3 separate regions of the Homo sapiens genome follow, and all the other regions are linked to region 3. The links are chromatin loops, found by intact Hi-C in ENCODE. Cell type or tissue: endothelial cell of umbilical vein. All regions are shown on one strand. Each heading gives the region's core, and the rest is flanking DNA. Links, peaks and the distances in the headings are about the cores only.

Region 1 (7,189 bases), core at 1,162-6,161, 370 kb before region 3:
CTTGTTACCCTCCATGGAAGCTGGTGTGTGTGTGTGTGAGAGAGACAGAGAGAGAGACATGGACATGGGGATGTAACCCAGGCCCTAGATTTCCTGAACCTTGGCGACAGGCTGAGTCACTTCTCTTCCATCCTCACCCTGTGGAGGAAATGATGTTGAGAGTCCATTTCACAGGTGAGCACACTGAGACCCAGAAAGGGGACATAGTGACCAGAAAGGGGACATAGTGAGCAACCTCCAGTTCCTCAGCCAGGTAGTGTCCTGGATCCCAGAGCTCCTGCTCTGTTCTGCCTCCATCCCATTCTCAGGTGACCTAGGCTGCCAACCCGCTTCACTTGTGAATACTCAGAGGAAGGAATGATGGGGAGTGTGTCCACAAGTACTGATCATGCAGAAATCATGGCATCCCTCTTGGAACCTGGCTTCTGGAGCCACCCTCAGAGATCTTGATGGGGCCACCCCAGGGTTATTTAAGTCCCTGACATAAAAGGGGACCTCTTCCTCTCCCAGTTCTCCCAGACTGAAGCTGTGAGTATTTAAGGGGCAGGTATATATCCTGTGTACATGTGTGTTAGCATGTGTGCAAGGACATGGTGTGTGGGTTTTTGTGTGTCCACAGGGGTTAGACATATTGTAGGTGTGTGCATTTGTGTACACAAGCCTGTGGGTGTCTGTTAATGTACATTTGTGTGCATATGTATGTAGATGTGTGCGCCTACCATTGTGCCCTTGTCTGTATTTGTATGTGTCTCTGTGTGCATGCACAGCTGTGTGTCCATGTGGCTGCTTTGTGTGTGTGTGTGTGTGTGTAAATCCATATGCCTGTGAACATGCATCAGTATATGCTTGTGTTTTTGTTCGTGTACATGTATTTGCATGTGTAAGTGTTCATTGTGTGGGCCCATATGTAACTGTCTGGTGCGTGTGTGTGTGCATGTGTGTGCCTGTACCTGGAGAAAGGGGCAGAGGGCTTGGTTCTACTGCGGTTTCTCATTCTGTAGCCTCACTCTGCTGCCTTCACTGAAGGACACCTCTGGGTCTAAGCGTCCTATCTGGGTAGGGGCTGGGGGCGGTCCCTGGACACCATGGAGCATGAGCAGTAGGTGACTTGGCACACCTATGGGGGCTCTTCCTGCCACAGATTTAATCTTCTCTTTCTCTCCTCCTAACCTTTCTCCCTTCTCTTCCTCTTCCTCTCTTCCTTATTCTTTCCTTTTCTCCTGCCTCCCTCCCCTCCTCTTCCTCTCTTTCACCCCTCCTCCCCTCCCCTCTCTCCCCAACCTGTATCTCCCTGTCACAACCCTGTTTGAGGAAGGGGTGAGTCCTCTCCTCCCCCTAGCTTCGCTTCCCCCATATTGCTCTGGTGCAAGTTCTAAGTGAGCCCTTCTGTAAAGTTCACACATGCCCAGAAAGCATTCAGGGACCCGCCAGAGATGAGGTCCACCTTGCAAATTCTCTCTTGGCCTCTAAAATCCGTTACAGTTAGGGCACCATAGAGAAGTAGAAACACAACCCAATACATGGGTTTGAATCTCAGCTTTGCCACTTCCCAGCTGTGTGACTTTGGGCCAGTCCCTCAACCTCTCTGAGTACCCTGAGGGGGCCAATAATACCTACCCTGATACACGTCCAAGGATTCAGCTGCAAGGATATTCTGATGTGGTTTAAAGTGGTGAAACGTTGGAAACAAACCCAAATATCCAATAATAGACTTGGTTAAAAATAAAACAAAAACCATAAAAGGATGGCTCAGCCATTGAAGAGAACTTTAAGCAGTGACTACACAGAATGACATAGCTCTGTCTATGAAGATCAGTTTATACATCTGGAAGCTATTGCTGAGTGAACCAGAGCAGATGACCACATATTGAGTATAGGGTATGATCTCTAGTTTCAAAATGAAAAAACAAAACAAAACAAAACAAACAAACAAAAAAACAAACAAAAAAACAAGAAAAGAAAAAAGAAGTCTGAAAGAAAATGCATCATCTAGATTTCCATAGTGCTTGAGATTCTGGGTGGTGACATTTTCTTCCTTTTGTTTATCTGAGATTTCTAAATTTTCCACAAGCAAGTAGCATTGGTCTGATAAAGATGAATGTGCAGTAAGGAAAGAAAAGAAAAAGGCAAGGCACATTGCATGATTCTTGTGAGGAACACATAAAGAAGAAGGGCAGAAGAGTGGGGCTCTGAGCGTGCGCCTGTCCCATGGCGGTCTGTTCCCCACCTTCCCCTGCTGCAGCTACAATGGGCCGCTTCACTCACCCCGAGCTTGGGTGAAAAGTGATCCCAATGCAGGACACTCTTCTATTTATTTTTACCTCCCTCTCCTGCTTTTCTTTTCTTTTTCTTTTATCCTTTCTTCCTTCCTTCCTTCCTTCCTTTCTTTTTCTTTTTTCCCTTCTTTCTTTTTCTCTTTCTTTCTCTTTCTTTCTTTCTTTCTTTCTTTCTTTCTTTCTTTCTTTCTTTCTTTCTTTCTTTCCTTTCTTTCTCTCTTTTTTTGAGACAGTCTTGCTCTGTCGTCCAGGCTGGAGTGCAGTAATGTAGTACCAGCTTACTGCAACCTCCGCTTCCCGGGTTCAGGCGATTCTCCTGCCTCAGCCTCCCAAGTATCTGGGATTACAGGTGCCTGCCACCATGCCTGGCTAATTTTTGTATTTTTAGTAGAGAGAGGGTTTCACCATGTTGGCCAGGCTGGTCTTGAACTCCTGATCTCAGGTGATCCACCCACCTCAGCTTCCCAAAGTGCTGGGATTACAGACATTCGAGTTGGAAGGGAATGTAGGAAGCACTCTCTCCAACCCCTGCTTTTGCAAGTAGGGAAACTGAGTCAAAGAAGGAGAGTGACTTGTTTTAGGTAGTGGCCTCAGGCCTCCTAAATCTCACTGGACACTCTTTCCCTCATGCCTTTACCTAAAGACAAGCATGCACTGCATAAGATTTGCAGAGCACAACAGCCTCACTTTGGGGAGGAGGCGCACTTCAGTCCTAACATAGCCTTGCAGATAACCAGCATCAGCTTACCAGCCTGCTCTTTTTTTGGGCCACCAGAAATTACATGGGGGAATAGTTAGGAGTGAAGTTCTAATTCTTTTGATGTGCTGGCAACAAACAAATCACACATTCATTCATTCATCAAACATTCTGAAGACCTACTATATGCTGGGCAGGCCTGTGTTAGAGCAGGGTATTACATAAAGCATGGGGAGATACGGTGCCTGGCACGTAGTAGCTGTCGAAAGAGGACAGTCACTTTCATGAACCTGGGAGTCACTAGAAGAGCTCCCCCTTTGGGTGAGCAGAGGTTTTTGCACCCATCAAGGGTTTAATGTCAGAGACCAGAACCAGGGAAAGGAATGGTTTCATTCTCTCTGAGTCGTTATCAAGGTAGGGACAAAAAAAGAAAACCACACAGCGCTGAGGGAAAAAAGATTTTTTTTTATTAATCTTTCTCTTTAAAAAAAGTTGATTTTTTTTGTTTTTGTTTTTTGTTTTTTTTAGGTAAACCTCTTTCTGCTTCCCCTCCGTCACTCTGCCCTACCTCCTCTTAAAAATATAAAAATGTCCAACCCCGGATAACTAGAGTACAATAAATAAACAGTAAACACAAAAACATACTTTATTTGTTTCTTCTTTATACAAAATAAGGAAACTAGAAGCGTTCAACTTCCAAAAAAGTATAATATTGTACATCCTGACGGCCCAGCCTCCAGGCCCTGGGCAGGGAGGGTGGTCTGTGGGTCTGAGCCCAGCAATCCTGGCGCCCCACCCAGGGGGAGAGCAGGATGTGTGCGTGTTCGAGTCCGGCCTGCTCCCTCGGGCTCAACATAAACGTCAAAGTAAGGAAGAGCGGGAGCTGGACCCGGCTGGCCACTTCCTGACCCACAGCCCTATTCCTAGAGAAGCTGACCTTGAGCCTCAAGATTGGCCACCAGGGAGCGCCAGCGTGCAGGTGGCTCGGTCTCCCTCTCGGTGGCTCCCGGTTCACGCGAGTTCCTCGCTCGCTCTCCGTCTTCTCCCTCTGGCTGACGCTGTCTCTCCATCTCCTCCTCATCTTGCCCCCTTTCCTCTCCCTCTCTTTCAATCTCTCTCCTTTTCTTATCATCTTTTTTTTTAAAGACGGGGAAAGCACAGCGAGAAATAAGATTACAAAATGCCACTCGGATTGCAGAGAGAGGGAAAAACACCGTCTCCGCCCCTTGGCCTCACCCTCTCTCAGTCCAAAGAGGTGGCGGTGGCTGGGTGGGTGGGTGGGGGCCCGGGGAAAGTCTAGAGCGTGCTCGAAATCTCTTGACCCTCCGGAGTATTGACTTTGGTCCCAAGAAATTGCTCGCGGTTGCTGGGAGAGTACTGGCGGTGGGCTGAGGCTCCTGGAGAGCCCGCGGGGTGGAGATGGGGGTCGGCCCCCCCTCGGCGCCCAGCCGAGGAGCAGCTGCCAGTTGAGTGCGGACCCGAGAGAGAACCCCCGAGGGACACCCACGTCTCCCACCGCGTCTGCGTCGGGCGTTTTGGTTTCAGGAGGCTGCTTCGGGGCGGGGCCCCCGGGGGCCGAGCGCGGGGGGCGGCCCGGCGGCCTTACCACACGGCGGCTTCGTTGAGCTCGGGGTTGGGATGCGACAGGGGTCCGCTGTAGCCGCTGGTGCCGCTCATTGGGAAGGGCGGGCTGGGCCCGCCGCTGAATACCTCGCCGGGCATGGGGTGCAGCGTGCCCGGCAGGCCTGGCTCGGGGCTCGGTGTGTCCGGGTGCGAGATCATGTCGGTGAACCTGGGGTTGTCCGCGGCGTGCGGGCCGGCGAGCGGCGGTTCCAGCGCTCCCAGCGGCGTCGAGCCGGGGCCAGAGGCCGCCAGGAAGCTGGAGTCGGCCGGGGACTGCGCCTGCGAAGGCGGGCCGTGCGCGAAGAAGTCGTAGTTGCTTCCCGGCGCGTAGTAGTCGCCTTGGTAGTCTGCGGAGGGGGAGCGGGAAGGAGACAGGGCGCGGTGAGAGAAGGCGAAGTAGGCGGGGGACCCGGGACCCGGGGAGGGGACCCGGGCGGGCGAGAGAGGGGAGCGCGCGACACCGACCCAAGGTTAGAGAGACCTGCGGAGGCCGGCGCCCCTTGAGACGGTGGACGTCGCAGGCTCACGGGGAGGGTTGGGGAGAGAGACAATGAGAGATCTCGAAAGGGCAAGAGACTCAGACTGCCAGAGACCACACACAGAGACGGGAGAGACTCCGAGACCGTGGGGGACACACGCGGCAAAAACTCGGAGACTTCAGTCACAGGTTCCCTGACACCTAGAGATGGAGAGAGACAGAGGCGGCCAGAGACGCAGAGACAGACAATGATTCCTAAGTGTCTTAGGGTCGGTGAGAGACACAGAGATGCGGGACAGCGAGAGACAGACGGAGAGATCGGCAGAGGGGCAGAGAGAAAGGCGGAAAAGAGACCCAGAGACGCGGAGTCCGCGGCTGAGACCCGAAAGCCCGAGACATCGGAGGGTCGCGGAGGAGTCGAGGAGACGCAGAGAGAGGAAAGACGGCCGCGGTTAGAGACACGCGTGGAAACCCCCGGGGGCGGCAGCGAGGGAGTCAGGAGTGAGCCCGAAGATGGAGAGAAGTCGATGCGCCCAGAGAACGCAAGACGGTGGATCAGAGATGAGTCCCAGGAACCTCCAGAGAAGCGGAGGCTGACAGGCCCGGGGAGAGGAACCGGGCAGGGACAAACCAGCGGACAGAGCAGAGCGCGAAATGGTTGAGACCGGGAAGCGACCTGGCCGGGGGAAACTGGATCCGGGCCGCGGCAGGAGCGACTGGTGGGTTGGGCCGGGCGGGGCGGCCTTGGCGCCCTAAACTCGGTCCCTGCGCCCTACCAACCCAGTCCAAGTCCTTCGCCTCGCCAAGTACGGCCGCCGCGTCGATCCCGGTGAGACCATTTGTACCGGCCTAGCCTAGCCTGAGAAAGAGAAAACTGAGCTCCAGCGACTTGGGAGAGGGGGAGGAGGACACGAAGATTCTCTGGGTCATGGCCAGAGCTCCGCGGGCTCCTTGGGGTAGAAGCTCGGTCCTCCAGCCTTGCCCCGGGTTGGTTTTGCCAGCACCCCCAGGTTCTGAAGCATCTGAGGACATTGAGATCTTTTGAGAAGCTGGTGATAGCTATGGGCTCTCTCTCAAGGAAAATGCAAGGATGAGAATTTTGCCCATAAATTCAGGAGGTGTAGGGACTCCGGATTGCAAACCCATTCTGCCTCAACAAATCTGTATCAACTCTCTGACCGCCCCACATAGCCCCTTTTCCAGAACCTTCGGGATATCCTGCCTTCCCCCACCAGGTGGGGCCCTGAAGGACTGACGTGGGGGACGTCACGAAAGGACCACCTTGTACCAGGCACCCGCTTTGTACGGCGGGAAAACCAGCGAGTCCAGAAGCCTGAGTCTCTTCTGCAAATCCACTCCCCCTGCTGAGTCCTGGGATCTCAGTCAAGGGGCGAATTCCTGATGCCCCCTGCCACCCTCTTCCCTCTCCAAACCCTGAAATCTGTCCAAATGGGGGGTGTCTGGAGGCGTGGCTTGGAGGCAGTTTAAGCAACAGCTAAAACGGTTGCCAATTACTTTTTAAAACCATTAATTTAATTCTCCCCGAAAGTGAAGGGGAAGATGGGGAGCGGCAAATTTGGAGCCCCAAAGGGACAGGGATGGGAGACGGCCGCGGCCCGCGGCGAGCCGGAAAACCAGCGAAGGCCGCTGCCCCCGCGCCGTGCGCGCCGCCTCCGCCCATATGGCGGCCGGGCCGGAGGTAATTGGAACAAACGCCGTCTGAAAAGGGCACAAAAGCCGCAGCTGGGGCTTTGTCCGCGCTCCCACGGGGAGCCGCCGGCCCCGCCGCCCGGCCCCTTTCTCGCCCGCTGCCGGTCGCCACCGCCGGGATCTCCCAGCGCGGATTAGGCGGGGCTGCCTCGCTGGGGGCTGGGGAGTCTTCCCCACCATTACGGGGAACGAGGGGCCCCCAGTATCCAGCTCCCCACCTCATCCAGCGCGCAGGGAGAGGAGGCGGTGGGATAGGTCGGGGCGGGGGCGAAGTGGTCCTCGGGGAAACCTTGGTTAATTATCCAGGCGGGGAAAAATTCCGGGCCGGTACCGCCCCCACTACCTCGCTGCTCCGGGCCCAGATTTTGTAGGGAAAGAGGCAAATTTAGGTGGAGAGAGTCGGTG
Region 2 (7,189 bases), core at 1,343-6,342, 82 kb after region 3:
TGAAGGAAGAAAGCGAAATCGGGTCTTGACTGTGAACCTGTGGATGTCAGCTTCCCACAGAGAAGACAGCGGAAGCTCACAGGTGGAAAGTGAGCCGGGGGACTCTGGAGTACTGTGTATATGGACAGGCTAAGCGTGAGCCACCCAAGCCTTCCTTCTCACCTCCAGACCCACTTGACTGTCTTCCTAAACCTAACCCCAAACAGTGTTCCTGACGTGGCAGACCACCAGAAGGAAACACAGTAATAACAGCTACGCTGGCTGGGAGCTTTTCATGAGCCCGGCACTACGCTAGGCGTCTCACATACTTGACTCATCTTTTATCACCCAGCTGTCAGGCAGGGCTTTTCATCCCCATTTTACAGATGAGGAAAACTGAGGCCCGGAGAGCTAACATGACATAGCATAGGAAGGGAGAGAAGTGCATTGAATCCACAGATTTATCACCAGAACTGACTCTTCACCATGACTTGACCTGGCCTGGACTTCAGAGCTGCCTAGACATTCCCACGCCATCCTCAGAGAGGCAGGTCTGAAACGCGCTCCTTAGCAGTTTCCACAGAGGGCCTTAGTGATGATCATGACAGTGACAGACATGCTCCCATAAACACCTCCCTCCTTTAGTCAGCCTGTCCACCCACCCTCTCCCTGAGCCTTTCACCGCCTGGGCAGGGAGGCAGGGGAGGCAGACACACTCTTCATTCCCACCCTGCAGGCGAGCAAACTAAGCCTGGCCAATGGCCACTACACCCAGGCTCCAAACTTCCCGATTCTTCTACTGGTTCACAGGCAGAACTGGCTATATAGTTGGCAGGGCCTGGCGCAAAAGAAAAATCCAGGACCCCTTGTTCACACATTACTAAGAATTTCAAGATGGTGACAGCAGTGCATTTAACCAAGTGTGAGGCCAATCCTGTTTGCAGAACCTCCTTCCTGGAAGATGGGGGGTACTGCCTGCCAGAACCCAGGTGGCTCAAACAAGGCTGCCCCATGGACTATGACAGAAATGGGCAAGCCGAGGGTCCATCTAGGAATAGCACCGTTACTGTCTGTACCCTAGTTTCTTCATATAGAAGGCAGGTTTAACAACAGTCTTACCATGTTGGGCTGCTGTGTGGACGAACTGATACAAAGACTGCGTGGCACGTGGTTCACCCCATGTCCCATGCCTCCCCGATGCCTGTATTAGCCAGCTCTGTTTTTAACACCACTTCCAGCTTTTGAAATGGGGGTGGAAATAAGACCCTCTCCACCAAACGCTTGAGCTCTGCATACAGCTGCTGTGTATCAGCAGGAGAGCCCCAAGTGTAAGCTTCATTTGCATGTATACACTCAGGCCCGATCCAGGCCCTGAACTGCCTCTCTGCCCTGGGCACTTCCTGGTGGAGACAGGGAAAGAGGAAAATAAACAACATGGCAAAACACACATGTGCAACATACCTACTCCAGAGCAAACCCAGATGGGGTGGCGGTGGGGGGGGTGGGAAGCCCAGTCTCCACTTCCTTCCTTCCTTCTTTTAGATCCATACTAACCTAAGACTCTGGGCACCTGCCGGGTGAGCTGACCACTGGCCATTTCCGTCCTTGTTTGAGTGGTGGGGTGAGAAGTTTGTGTGTACATGCATACTTGCACAGTCTGGGACACCCCTATTTGTGTGTCTTCCACATTTCCTTTTGGGGGATAAAGGGGAGCTGGCTCAGCCTGTCCCTCAAGGTCCTTCCTGACTCTCTACCCCAGAACACAGACGAATGGGGCAGAAATAGAGGATTACAGGATTACAGCCTTCCTTTACAGAAGAAAAAACAAAAACAAAACAAACAAACAAAAAAACCAGGAAAACGCTGCCCAGGACCTTCAAGGCTTCAGCACTGCCGTTGTGGACCTGGGTTCTGTCTATAAACTCAGATTCAAACCCTGGGTTCAAATCCTGGCTCCACTGGTTTGGTGCTGTTGAACACCACAGTCAACATTTATTAACTACCTGTTACTCTGCCAGGGGCTGGATTAAGTGCCTCATTTGTACAATCTCATTTAATCCTTATAGTCCTTGAGGCCGATGAGCAGCGTGGTGGCCTGAGGCATCTGATGACCCAGTGGGTGGAATTTGGGCTCTGGAGCTGGTTTCTTCACTGAGAAACAGAGACATGAAACTACTTTACCGGGCCACGGTGATGAATGGGCCCCCAGAAACATGAGGCACTGCAGCGCACGGGGCCGGGGACATGAGAAAGAAATCAACACTCACACGTATTACCACAGCATCATCACAAATTAGTGTATGTTATCACTAGTGTTACTACCACTAGTTTATGCCAGGGGAAACTGAAGTCCGAAAAGAGAGCCACAGAGAAGACGAGAATCGCTGTCTGCAAATCCACTGCTGTGCCTCTCTCTGAGTTTCCAAAAGCATAATCCTTGAGTCACCCTAGACAGTGATCCCACAGAAACATGGAAATGCAGTGCCTCCTGATGCCTGTCTGGTTTAACCCAAGGCTGGTTAGTTAAGGGGCTGGAGTGTGGTGCACTGAGGCCCGAGTGGAAGGCTGGTGGCCTCCGGGAAGGGCCCCAGGCACTGCTGCCTCGGGCTAGGAGGCTGCCTTCTCTCCCCTCCAGCAGGCGGGGTAGCTTGAGGCCCTGCCCAGAGAATGCTCTCCGGAGCCCTGCACTCTCACCTGCACACCTGTCCCACTGGCTGTCCCTGTCAGTTTCCTCTCTGGTCCCCCACAGAGAGACCTGAGTCTCTCCTGAAATGGCTACATGCCTCGTGCCTAGCACAGTGCCTGGTATAAATGACACACTCGCTGTCATTTGGTCCCACTGGAATGATCTGGAGGAAGACAGTTCCTTCTAGACCCAAGAAAACAGGCAGCAGAGAGGAGTGGCTCCAAGCCGGGGCTCTGGGTTAGGCTGACTTAGATCCAAATCCCCATTCAGCGGCATGGTCCCAGGCAGGACACTCCATCTCCCTAGTTTCCATCTCCAGTTTCTGTCTGGGTGCAAAAGGAATGACAGCATCCATCCCTCGCAGGGCTGCTGTGCGGCTTAAAAGAGGTGATTCTGCACGGGAAGGCATTCAAGCTCAGAGCCCCGCACACAGCAAGCGTGTAATAAAAGGGAGTTGTGATTTTTACTACACCTGGTAGGAGAAACCCATAGAACCTGCCTGCCCAAATGGACCAGCTTGGTTCCCCGAAACCCTGAAACCTCCCCCTGGCTAATGACCTTTACCGGCCAGTGGCTTTGTCTGAAATCCTGTCTGGGGCTTCCCTGGACAATCTTGAAGTCCCTGAGAAGGCTCACAGCGACCCCTGCTGTCTGCAACGAGGAACTGCCTTACATCCCCAGCCGGAGTGAACAACAATAGCAGGTACGGCCCTCCAAGAAGGTCTTACGTTTCCAGGGTTTTAAGAAAACTCTCATCAGAACAATGGCAAGGAGAAGAGTCACCACATGTAATTATGTTCAGTGGACACTAATTCCCTGTCTTCTAAAAATAAATATAATACATGAGATCACACAAAGTGCTCTCTCTTCCCTTGTGGTCTTTTGTTTCCCCGGATAAGTGTCATCCTAAATATACTGCAGAACCAAGTGAAACTGTCATTTCAGCGGGATATTATTTCCCGATCAACATGCGCTCTTCTTAGCAAGCCCGTTTTAATCTGGCAGTTCTTAAGTTGGACTCCTTTTAAAAAGCAGAGCATGTTTAAACAAGCAGACATACCGAGAGGCTAAGGATATGTACCTTCCTGGAGGGACGACTGATCAGTCGAGGTTTAGGGAAATGGGAAACCTCCCCCCAGGTCATGACCCCATCTCGCCAGGCTATTCCTGCTGTGCAGGATACCCGGAGATCATAGCTAAGATCCTGCTTCCCAGATACTGGCAGGATTGGTCTCTGCCTCAGATCCCAGCTCACCACACACCACATCTGTTTATGAACTGAATACTAGTGTATGATTTAGAACAAACAGAGGGGAAAAGGAGGACAAAGATATCTGAAGTTCCCCACATGACTTCTTATTCTTCAAACTACAGAGTGAGAGCAAAGAAGGTAGATGCCACACAAAGATAATTGTTTCTCATCTCCAAAACACAAGGCTGATTTTGTAACCACAGATTACCTTGCAAGATGCTAACTGGCAACTCTAACAGAGGCTTCACTCTTGGACCCTTGTGCAAGTGTAGAATGAACGAACGAGACCTAGTGTCTAGAATCCTAAATGTTCACCCACGCGCAGGCCATGGTGCTGCAGGTCCCCCGAGCAGTCCTGGATCCCACCGAAGCCTCAACAATGTGTTTAGGTGAAGCTGACTTCATCTGCCTTTGCATTCTGAGAGCTAGATGGTCTCTCTATTACCCTGCCCATGCCTTGGGTGGGGGGGCCTTGGCTTCAAGCATTCCCCTTAGGCCCTGATATGAGGACGTTTCTTTCATTCATGGCTTGGTGCTGGGTGGTGCCTACCTAATCTGAAAAGCCAAACACTGTAACATGGCAGCGTAGGGATCACCAACTAGGGGCCCTGGGGCAGGCCAGACTTGTTTTGTTTTTAAAAAGTGAATTAGTTGCTGATGAATTCTCCTTAAGAATCCACATGGCTGGTTTCTCTTTCAAAACATGGGAACTGGTCTTACGAAGCCTGAGTTCCTGCATGGCATCCCAGCTGGATGACCAGAGAGAGGCCCGCCTGCTGCTCAGTCCCCACCCAGCCTGCTGCCGTTACCGGCTGGGTCCCTGCGACAGCTGCATTTTCCACCCCTGTGCAAGCAGGTGCTGACGGACTGCTTTATGTGTGCAGGTAATTCGCCTTCATTTCCATAGAGTCATTTAGGCCACTGGTCCCCAACCCCGGCTGGACATTAGGATCCCCTGGGGAGCTTTTAGCAAAACACCGATGTCTAGACCCCACTGTTGAAAAATGGAATCCAACTCTCTGGGGGTGCAGCCTCGGGAAAGGTGTATTTTAGCCATTGCCAGGTGGCTGGAATGTGTGGCTAAGGTGGAAAACCAGCACCTTAAACCAAAGGGGTAGCCTGGATGGAGGAAATTTCAAGCAGATCATGGGTAGGGCTGGGTTTTAGCCACTGGGGCCCCTGCCCCTCTTGCACGTTGTGGATGGGGACAGGGAAGCCTGCCTGCCCTTTCTCCATCTGCCTCGGAGAGGGGGAAGCCTGGCTGTTTTGACTTTTTTCCTGCACAGTGCTCTGGGGAGCCACATCTGAGATTAAGGGAGATAAATCAAAAGCAGCCAAAAGATGACCTTTGAAAGACCACTGTGCCGGCCTGCAACGGAACCATCCAGGACCCAAAGGCCATCTTCCCTGAGACTCGGGCAGGCTCCCCGCCCACACGCCAGTCCCCTGGACTAAACCTGAAGTTCTCACCTGAAGAGCTCTCGGATCTCCCGGCTGTGGGCCTGGAAGGGGATGTTCCGCACCAGGATCTTGGAGGTGGTCTGCTTTCTGGGAACTTGTTTCTTCCGAGCCAATGTCACGGCTGGCCTGGAGTGGTGGGGGGAGAGGGTCCAAGTTATTCGGAGCTTCAGCAGCTCCTGCCCAACATTGACTCCACTACGCCTCCATCAGAATATTCAGGTGATGGATTCAAGGAGTGTGCGTGGGGTGCGGGACCAACGTGAAAGGAGAGGAAGGCCGTCTCCCACCAGGTGATAGGACCCAAAACAGCTGCAGACGTCAGGGGGACACATCCGTGCTTGGGTGGCTGCTGACCTTCATTTGAGAGACTCCGGGGCCACCAGGGACTTAAGGAGCCCCGCTAAGGGTGGGGCTGGTTTCTCACCAAACCCAATCTCCATTGTGTCTTTCTCTCCAGTTGCAAAGAAAGACCCCAGTTGGTTTCCAAAGGTCTTGTGACACTTCATCAATAACCCGAGGAGGAACATGCGGGGGCCTAACCATGCAGATGGACCAGGTGGCGAGCAAGGACACTCTCAGCCCAGGTTCAAGGCCATCCCCAATGCAGTGCTACCTGGCCTGTCTCCCTGCTCTCCCAGGGAAACCTCCCACTCCACCAAAACAGGGTAGGGAAGTGAGCAAGGCTGGGAGTTAACAAGCTGGGTGTGAATGCCAAATCCGACACTTAGGATCTCTGCGATCTTGGGCAAGTAACATGGCCGCTCTGGGCCTCCATTTCTTCCACTGTAGAATGGGTGTAATGATAGGCCCACCTAATTTGATTGTTTGAAGATTTAATAAGCAGACTCAGCACTGGACCCAGAATGTGGTAAACATTCAATAAACAGCAGCTGTTATGATAATGACCATGTTAGGACTTACCTCCTTCAGGCCTGCTCCACGTCACCTCCTCACAGGCCTTCCCTGTCTCCATTAAAATGGCAGCCCCCTCACCCACAGCCCCCAGCTTCATTTCTCTTCCTGGCACTGATCCCTGTGCTAGTACATTATACATTTAATCATGTTTCTTTTCTTTTTTTTGTCTTGTCATTCTGGGGCTATGCTGTCTCATATGGCAGCCACCAGCCACATGTGGCTAGTTGAATCTAAATTAAAATGAAGCAAAACTAGGCTGGGCATGGTGGCTCACACCTGTAATCCCAACACTTTGGGAGGCTTAGGTGGATCACCTGAGGTCAGGAGTTCAAGACCAGCCTGGCCAACATAGTGAAACCCTGTCTCTACTGAAAATACAAAAATTAGCCAGGTGTGGTGGCAGGCGCCTGTAATCCCAGTTACTTGGGAGGCTGAGGCACGAGAATTGCTTGAACCCAGGAGGCGGAGGTTGCAGTGAGCTAAGATCACACCACTGCAGTCCAGCCTGGGTGACAGGGTGAGACTCCGTCTCAAAAAAATAGAAGCAGCAAAACTACAAATTCACTTCCTCGGTTGCTGGGGTATCAGGCTCCAAGATGGTGCCCAGTGATTCCTGGCTCTTGGTGTTCATGCCCTGGGTAATCCCTTCCCATGCTGTATCAGGGCAGGTCTGGGTGACAAGCAGCATACAGCAGAGGGATGGTGTGTGAATTCTAAGACTAGGTTGTAGAAGACATTGTGGCCTCCTTCTTCCCCATTCTTGGATCACTCACTCTGGAGAGACCCGCTGCCATGCCATGGGGACACTCAAGCGGTCCCAGAAAGAGATCCCCAAGGTGAGGAACTGAGGACCCCTGCCAGCAGCCATGTGAGTGTATCATCTTAATGACAGATCT
Region 3 (7,189 bases), core at 874-5,873:
GTGGAGGGTGCTAGATGCAGGGTGCTGGGTGGGTGAGCTGCCAGGATCAAACCCTGCTGCTCCTGGCTGGGCAACCTTGGGTAAGTTGCTTCACCTCTCTGGGCTCCTCTCAGTTTCTGCAGTTACTGAATGGTGATGAAATCTACACGCCTAGGGTGTGTGAGGGTATTAAAAGAATGAATATATGTATGTAAGGCCCTCACAATAGTGCCTAGCACACGGCAAGCTGTCAATATAGGTTGGTCATTCTTACTGCTGTTGATGGAATCTGTTACTGAGAGCACGAGGGTGGGCTGCTCCCCTCCTCTATAACACGATGATAGCAACAGCAGCTCTCGACTCTGTCTCAAAAAAAAAAAAAAAAAAAAAAGTGACCAATGGGATGGAGCAGGGCCTCCCACTGTGGGCCCACAGAAGAGTGTCTGGATTTGCTGACATGATTTGCCATGAATACAGAAATCAGTGACTAATGTTCAAAAACAGGGAGATGCTACATAAGAATCTGCACCTCTCGTTTCTCTTGAACCTGGAATGGCTAACCTGTGAGTGTGGCAGACCTGTCCCCTCCCTGCCTACAGGTAACTGATGAGGCTGTGCACTAGCTGCCCCTGGAGACACGCAGCCTCACTTATGGGGGCTTTTCTTCCTGTTCCTGGAGGCTCCTGAGTTGCTACTTCCCGAGACACAGGATAGGCAAGGCTTCCACAAACTCCGCTAAGTCGGAGACAGAACTGATTCCAAGAGGCCGGGGTGAAGGGCAGGGGGCGGGGGCACAGGTGGGCGAGGGGAGGAAGGAGGTTGGGGCAGAGTGTGGAGGCCAGAATGAGGCTCCACAATCTTCAGACTCAGTGGTGTGCAGTCCTAGGCTGCTGGGGGACACCAGCCACCTGTAGCTCCCACCCTTGGGGAGTATGAGGGTGCCATGATGTGGGTACCGCAGGGGGGCTGGGCACCCGGGGGCTGGCCTGGCTTGGGAGGCTGCCTGCTCTGGAAGGCTGGCTGAACCAGACCCCCACCCTCAGCTGCTGGTGCCTCTGCATGGGTCTCTCCCTGTCCTCCCTGGCTTCATATCTTGCAGCCCCCACGGGCAGAGCTCTCCTACCCAGATAGGTCTGCATCTCAGGGCTCTGTGTACAGCAGGCACACATCAGGTACGCACAGAATAAAGGGTACTCTTCAGGAGACTGGCCTGGCTCCTAAGACCAAGCCAATGTCCCTTTATTGATACAGGAGGCTGTTTTAGGGCTGTGCCTTTTTTTTTTTTTAAATAGACAGAATCACACTGTCACCCAGGTGAGTGCAGTGGAGCGATCTCGGCTCACTGCAACCTCTGCTTTCCGGGTTTGAGTGATTCTTGTGCCTCAGCCTCCCAAGTAGCTGGGATTACAGGCGTACACCACCAGGCCCAACTAATTTTTGTATTTTTAGTAGAAATGAGATTTCACCATGTTGGACATGAGCTCAAGTGATCCACCCGCCTTGGCCTCCTAACGTGCTGGGATTATAGGCATGAGCCACTACGTCCAGCCAGTTGTGCCTTTTTAAAACACAGCGAGTCCTTCTAAGAACTAGGTATGATCTGAGAGGGTCCTTGTGCAGAGCGGGTGGGCAGGAGCCTGGGCCGCAGACTGGCCTCTGCCACTGTGGGACTCCCAGGAGCTGCTAAGCTCCTTACCTCAGTGTTCCCACCTGTTAAACGGGGACGGTGCCTGCTCTGCTTATCTCATGGGGACCGTAAGGATTCCTGCCTTCAGTCACTCTTAGCAAGCATGACCCAGCATATTCTATGTGCCAGGAATGATGCTGGGGATATGGCAGTGAACAAAACTCCACAGGATAAACTAAACCACCAGCCATGGGGGCCACACTGGGGCTCAGGGTGGACAGGACGAGGTGGGACCTGAGTGCTGCCACTTGGTGGTCCCAGCCTTCTCTGAGTTACCAAAGTTACTCTTCTGCAGACAGGACACAGTAGTAGCACCCACCACAGGGGATTTGATGAGATAAAGCATGAGAGCACTTAGCCCAGGGCCCGGCCCGTTGAGGTGCCAGGCAAACATGAAAGCTAACAATCAAAGGGTCCTGTGAGGCCACCCCAGAGGACAGGCAGTGCCCAGCAAAGGGGAAATCCAGCTGCCCAAGATAAGGCCAAGGGGCGAGCTGCAGGGACCACTCCTCAGGCGCCTGCTGGCTCTAAGCAGCAGGCTGGCTCTGGACTTTCCTACAGAAATTCCACCAGCTAGGCAACATCATTGTCCCACTTTTCAGATGAGGAAGCAGCCGCACTAGGACTCTGAAGAGTCAAGTGGTCACACTTTCCAAGCAGGACCTTGAGCTCAGATAGGGTTGGCTCCAGCCTTACTGGCACAGCATAGCAAAGCCTGCCCCGCAGAGGGGGACACTAGCCCAGCCTCCCTAGGATGGGGGTCTCAACAGGAAAAGCATGAACAGACCCAGGCTATGTAGCAGCAATTTCCTTTTCAAAGGCCATTGGTTCTCAATCCAGCTGTCTGGTAGCATCAGCTAGGAACCCACTGATGCCTGGATCCTACCTCCAGAGGTTCTGATGCAAATGGCCTGGGGTGAGCACGGGATATGATGACTGCTATGATGACTGATGTTATTAATCTTGGTGCTGAGGACCTGGGCTCCCTGAGTGGCTGGAGAGTGGGTCGGTGGGTGGAGTAACTTCCCTCTGTGCTCTGGGTGTCTTGTGTGTGTGCAGAATTCTATGACTGGCCACGCACAACCCCATACACAGGGGCTGGTGAAGGTGCTGCAGCCCTGATACCCATGGAGTTACCCTGAGCTAGGGCTGCGGGGCGGGGGGGGGGGGGGTGGGCTATGCCTGGGGGCTTCTAGACTTGGTCCCACATGTTTGTATTAGTTACAGATACTGGCAGACCTGTGCGGCTGGGAAGCAAGGGGAGTGTCCCGGTGAGGGTGACTCACTGCAGAGGGAAAAGGGAAAAAGAACCAGGAAAGGTGGGAAGGCATCCCCTACTCCTCTGCCTCAGGTCTGGAGGAATCCCCCAAGTCTTAGGGTTTGGTCCACATTAGTTACTGATCTCTTTTCTTTTGGCATAGGCCCTGGGTTGGAAAGCAGAGGCTGAAAGGGAGCAGCTGGTAACATCTCATAGGGCCAAGGTATAGTGGTGTCTGTACCAGGCTGTGTAAGTGCAAAGGCTCGAGGGTCCAGATAGGAATATGATGGCATCAAACAGTCCAGGGGGTCGGGGGAGACTACAGGGAGGGCTATGCATTGTGCGTAAGGGGAAGCCCAGCCTTCGTATAAACGTGCAGCCATTCCTTGGGCCTGGTGCCCTGTGGGAATGTGGAACCAGGCTGGCCAAATCTGATTTTTCAGAAGAGGTCAGAATCTTGATTTTCAGGTCAAATCTTCCAGTAGGAAAATAGTGATGATTCATTCAAAACCATTGTTTTCATAACTGGTAGGCAAAATAAAGATCTAATTTCAGCCGACAACTTGCCAGTGTGGTCTCTGCTCTTTTCTCTCTCTCCTCTCTGTCTACAAAACCCCACTACTTTCATTTGTGGTCATGAAGCAGTAATAAAAACCTTGTCTGTGTGTTTTCCTTGGGTTTCTCCAGGCTGGGCCAGCCTACAGTTCAGAAATAAAACTGGCCACCCCCTACCACCAGCTACAACCCTGGAGGGAAACCCACCCTTCCTCCTGTCCCTGTTTCTAGCACTGTGGTCCCCAAGTCCCCAAACCCTCGTCCAATCCCGGCCCAGCCCCTGCCCCTCCCAAGTCGCTCTGAAATTCTCCTTCTGTCAGTTTAATTCCGTGATCGATGAGGAAGAGCACGAGAAATGGCCCGGCACAGCTGGCTTCCCCGTTAGCCCTAGCAGGGATTCCTGGCCTTGCTGGCGACGGCTGAGTGAAATGTTTGCGGAACACAGAGAACACAAGTCAATAACAATTTAGCTGGATTGGGAGCAAGTACCTTCCCCACACGGACAGCCGCTCCCGGGGGAAGGGGAAGAGAGTGTGCGGGATATTGCCGAAGCACTTGGAATTATTTCCAAAACACCGCCCAGCGAGGCTCAGGCGTGGGGAGTGGAAGGAAGTAGGAGGGGGTGACTGGGCGATACCTGCTCCAGCTGGCCTCCAGGACCCCCAGCCTCCCTGCACTGCTGCAGGGAGAAGGATCTTGCTCTCTGATCATGGCTCCCTGCATGGCCAGCCATGTGCACCACTTGGGCGCACACTTGGGAACTGCCTTGACCGAAAGAATTCCCTCTCCTTGATTTTTCTCCTCTGGATTCAGCCTCCAGCAGCTGAGATAGCCAGGGGTGTGAGAAAGAGTGGGTTTCCCAGGCAACCTCAACCTCTCCTGGAACCACTTCCCAACATGACCAGGAGCTGGAGATAGGTTAAAACACACTACCCTGAACACAAAAAGTTATCATTTCTTTTTTCTTTTTTTTTTTTTAGACTAAGTCTCACTCTGTTGCCCAGGCTGGAGTGCAGTGGTGTGATCTCGGCTCACTGCAACTTCTGTCTCCCTGGTTCAAGTGATTCTCCTGCCTCAGCCTCCTGAGTAGCTAGGATTACGGGCGCACGCCACCACACCTGGCTAATTTTTGTATTTTTAGAAGAGACAGGGCTTCGCTGTGTTGGCCAGGCTGCTCTCGAACTCCTGGGCTCAAGTGATCCACCCACCTTGGCCTCCCAAAGTGCTGGGATTACAGGCATGAGCCGCCACTTTTGGCTGTAAAGTGATCATTTCAAAGAGGTCAGGGATAAATCACCCACATATTCCCACACCCCACCCAGTCTCGGCCTTTCCTGTCAGGACCCGCTATGGCAATCCGGGACAGTTTCCCTCTTTGCCCGCCTCCTGCTGAGGCCTTCAACACCTCTGGAGGAAGGGCTGCTACAGTCAAGTCTTCAGGAGAAAGCAAGAAGGACCCAGGTGAAGGAATGAAAATGGGAAGCTTACAGAAAACCTCTGTCTCCAGGTGGATGGAAGGAACCACGACCAAAGGATATTTTGAATAACAAATTCTGTGGCTTCACATCTTTGCTTGAACTTTCCTGACTGTGAGTTTTAAAGCCCGATGATTATGTTTTCATGGGCAAGATCAAGGTGGCCTATTCGCAAAGGCTGACGTGGGGATAACGGGCTCTCTTGGTCTCCAGTCTTTTGAAAATGTACTGTCCTGTGAATGATTAAGTTATGGAAGTGGGGAGGGGGGGTTAACTCTTGCAGGCTTTAAATATCATCTGTCTGCTGATGACTTCCAAATTTATATCTCAGCCCAGACTTCGCCCCTGAGCTCCCAACTCATAGATCTATCTGCCTGACATCGAGGGGAGTCCTAATAGGTGTCTCAACTTCAACACGTTCAGAACACCCCCGCCCAGCCACCTGTCCTTCCCAGCTTCCTGGGCCTCTGCTCACCATGCAGCACCACCATCCCGTGAGTGGCTTGGAGCAAAAACCTATGCACCAGTTTTGATTTTTCTCCTGCCTTCCAGAAGCAAGTCTGGCTGGCTCTACCTTTACCCAAAATGCTCAATCCACCTGCTTCCCCACCTCCACAGCCTCTGCTCCATGGCCCTTATTGGCCTGGATGGGACCTCTGCCCTCCATTCTTGCCCCTCTACAATGCAGGGGATGAGGTCTGACAGTGTGAATTGGGTCTTGAGACTCTTCTCTTCAAATCTTCTGGGAGCTTCCCACTGCACCTTGAATACAAGCTGGGCTTCCTGCCAGGCCAGACAAGGCCCCAGGAGGAAACCCTGCTGGCTTCTCTGCCTGCTTTGAACACACTCTGACCCCAGGACCTTGGCACCCATGGCTTCTGCTACCTGGGATGGTTCTCCCCAGATCCTTGGCTAGTTGGTCCCTTTGAATCACACAGAAATGCTGACTTGGCAGAAAGACTTTCCAACCATCATATTTGGAATCGCTCCTTCCCCTCTCTGGTGGTCCTGAAGAGCTCATTAGGCTATCCTTTCTTTTCTTTTCGTTTTTAAAAAGAGATAGGGTCTTGCTCTGTTGCCCAGGCTGGAGTGCAGTGGCGTAATCATGGCTTGCTGCAGCCTCGAACTCCTGGGCTCAAGTGATCCTCCCACCTCAGCCTCCCGAGTAGCTGGGACTACAGGTGTGTGCCACCATGCCTGGCTAATTTTTAAAGTTTTTTTTTAGAGACGGGGTCTCGCTATGTGGCTCAGGCTGGTCTCAAACTCCTAGGCTCAAGTGATCCTCCTGCCTCGGCGTCTCAAAGCACTGGGATTACAGGTGTGAGCCACTGTATCAACCATATTTTACCCTTTCTAATTTCCACCGCAGGACTTGGTATCATTAGAACTTTGTTGCTATTTATTTATTTTTTTGGTAGGGCAGGGGAGGGGGGCAATCATCTGTCTCCCTCACTCAAATCAGCTCCATGAGGGAGGACTTTCTCTTTTGTACACTGCTTTGCCCTCAGTGCCTAGAGCACGGCTTGCTAATAAGGTCATCAGTGAAGAACTGTTGAATGAATGAATGAATGAATGAATGGGGCCTCCTATCCAGGGAAGCTGGAGATCTAAGCACAGGACTCCAGGTGCAGGGCACTGGGGGTGCAGTTATGAGGCCTCTAGAGTTATATGCTCTGAGAAAGTGGGGAGTCACCATGGGAGGAACTAGCCACCCCTGGCTTTTGGATAAAATAAGGGCAGCCACTTCAGAAGCCCTAGGGGCTGCAAGGCCTTTCTTTGAAGAGCCAGAAAGTAAATACTTTAGGCTTGGTGGGCCATAGGGTCTCTGTCACAACCGCTCAGCTTTGTCCTTGCAGGGGAAGAAAGTAGCCCTAGACGATATATGAACAAATGGGCATGCCTGTGTTCCAATACAACTTTATTTATAAAAACAGATTGTAGGCTGTGGTTTGCAACTGCTGCTGTAGCTGGATCAGGAGCCCAGATCCAATAAAGAGAGGGCAATTTGGGATTTAGGAGGTGCTGAGGATACAGGGTACGATGGAACACCCAGGTATAGACATTAACTACAGTTCTGCAGTGTCCAGACCGGTATGCCTTCAGACCGGGAACTAACTGCTCTGGGTCTTGGTTTGTGCTTCAGTAAAATGGAAGCAACACTGTTCTTAAGGGAGCTGTGAGCCTGAAATGAGACTGAGTTACGTAAAACCACCTGATATCACTCTCTGCACATGG

What was found. Hi-C counts contacts between places; a loop is a spot of excess contacts. Peaks named below come from ENCODE experiments on the same cell type or tissue, not always from the same donor. Only the 100,000 strongest peaks of a DNase experiment are listed, where the experiment ranks them.
Region 1: it touches region 3 in a loop (4-fold over the local background); 2 of 110 quality-filtered maps call a loop at or near these places.
Region 2: it touches region 3 in a loop (2.5-fold over the local background); 2 of 110 quality-filtered maps call a loop at or near these places.

What each region holds. Positions count from the first base shown.
Region 1 is chr12:113,458,615-113,465,803 of GRCh38, forward strand. LHX5 (LIM homeobox 5) reads right to left here. Exons shown (of 5, transcript NM_022363.3): 5 at 3,419-4,943. The coding sequence ends at 4,576. Among named protein-coding and RNA genes, the nearest start is that of LHX5, 9.7 kb to the right of the region's middle. In endothelial cell of umbilical vein, for the core only: CTCF peaks have their summits at 3,296 and 3,932 (motif pointing right); a DNase peak (open chromatin) is centred at 3,947; H3K27me3 peaks cover 1,109 bases.
Region 2 is chr12:113,909,582-113,916,770 of GRCh38, forward strand. It overlaps RBM19 (RNA binding motif protein 19), which reads right to left. Exons shown (of 24, transcript NM_016196.4): 21 at 5,388-5,504. Among named protein-coding and RNA genes, the nearest start is that of RBM19, 53 kb to the right of the region's middle. RefSeq lists an enhancer at 823-1,323. In endothelial cell of umbilical vein, for the core only: a CTCF peak has its summit at 3,313 (motif pointing left); a DNase peak (open chromatin) is centred at 3,310.
Region 3 is chr12:113,827,752-113,834,940 of GRCh38, forward strand. The region is part of intron 23 of RBM19 (RNA binding motif protein 19); the gene reads right to left. Among named protein-coding and RNA genes, the nearest start is that of LINC01234, 58 kb to the left of the region's middle. In endothelial cell of umbilical vein, for the core only: no CTCF peak of the experiment used is centred there; a DNase peak (open chromatin) is centred at 3,390; H3K27ac peaks cover 720 bases.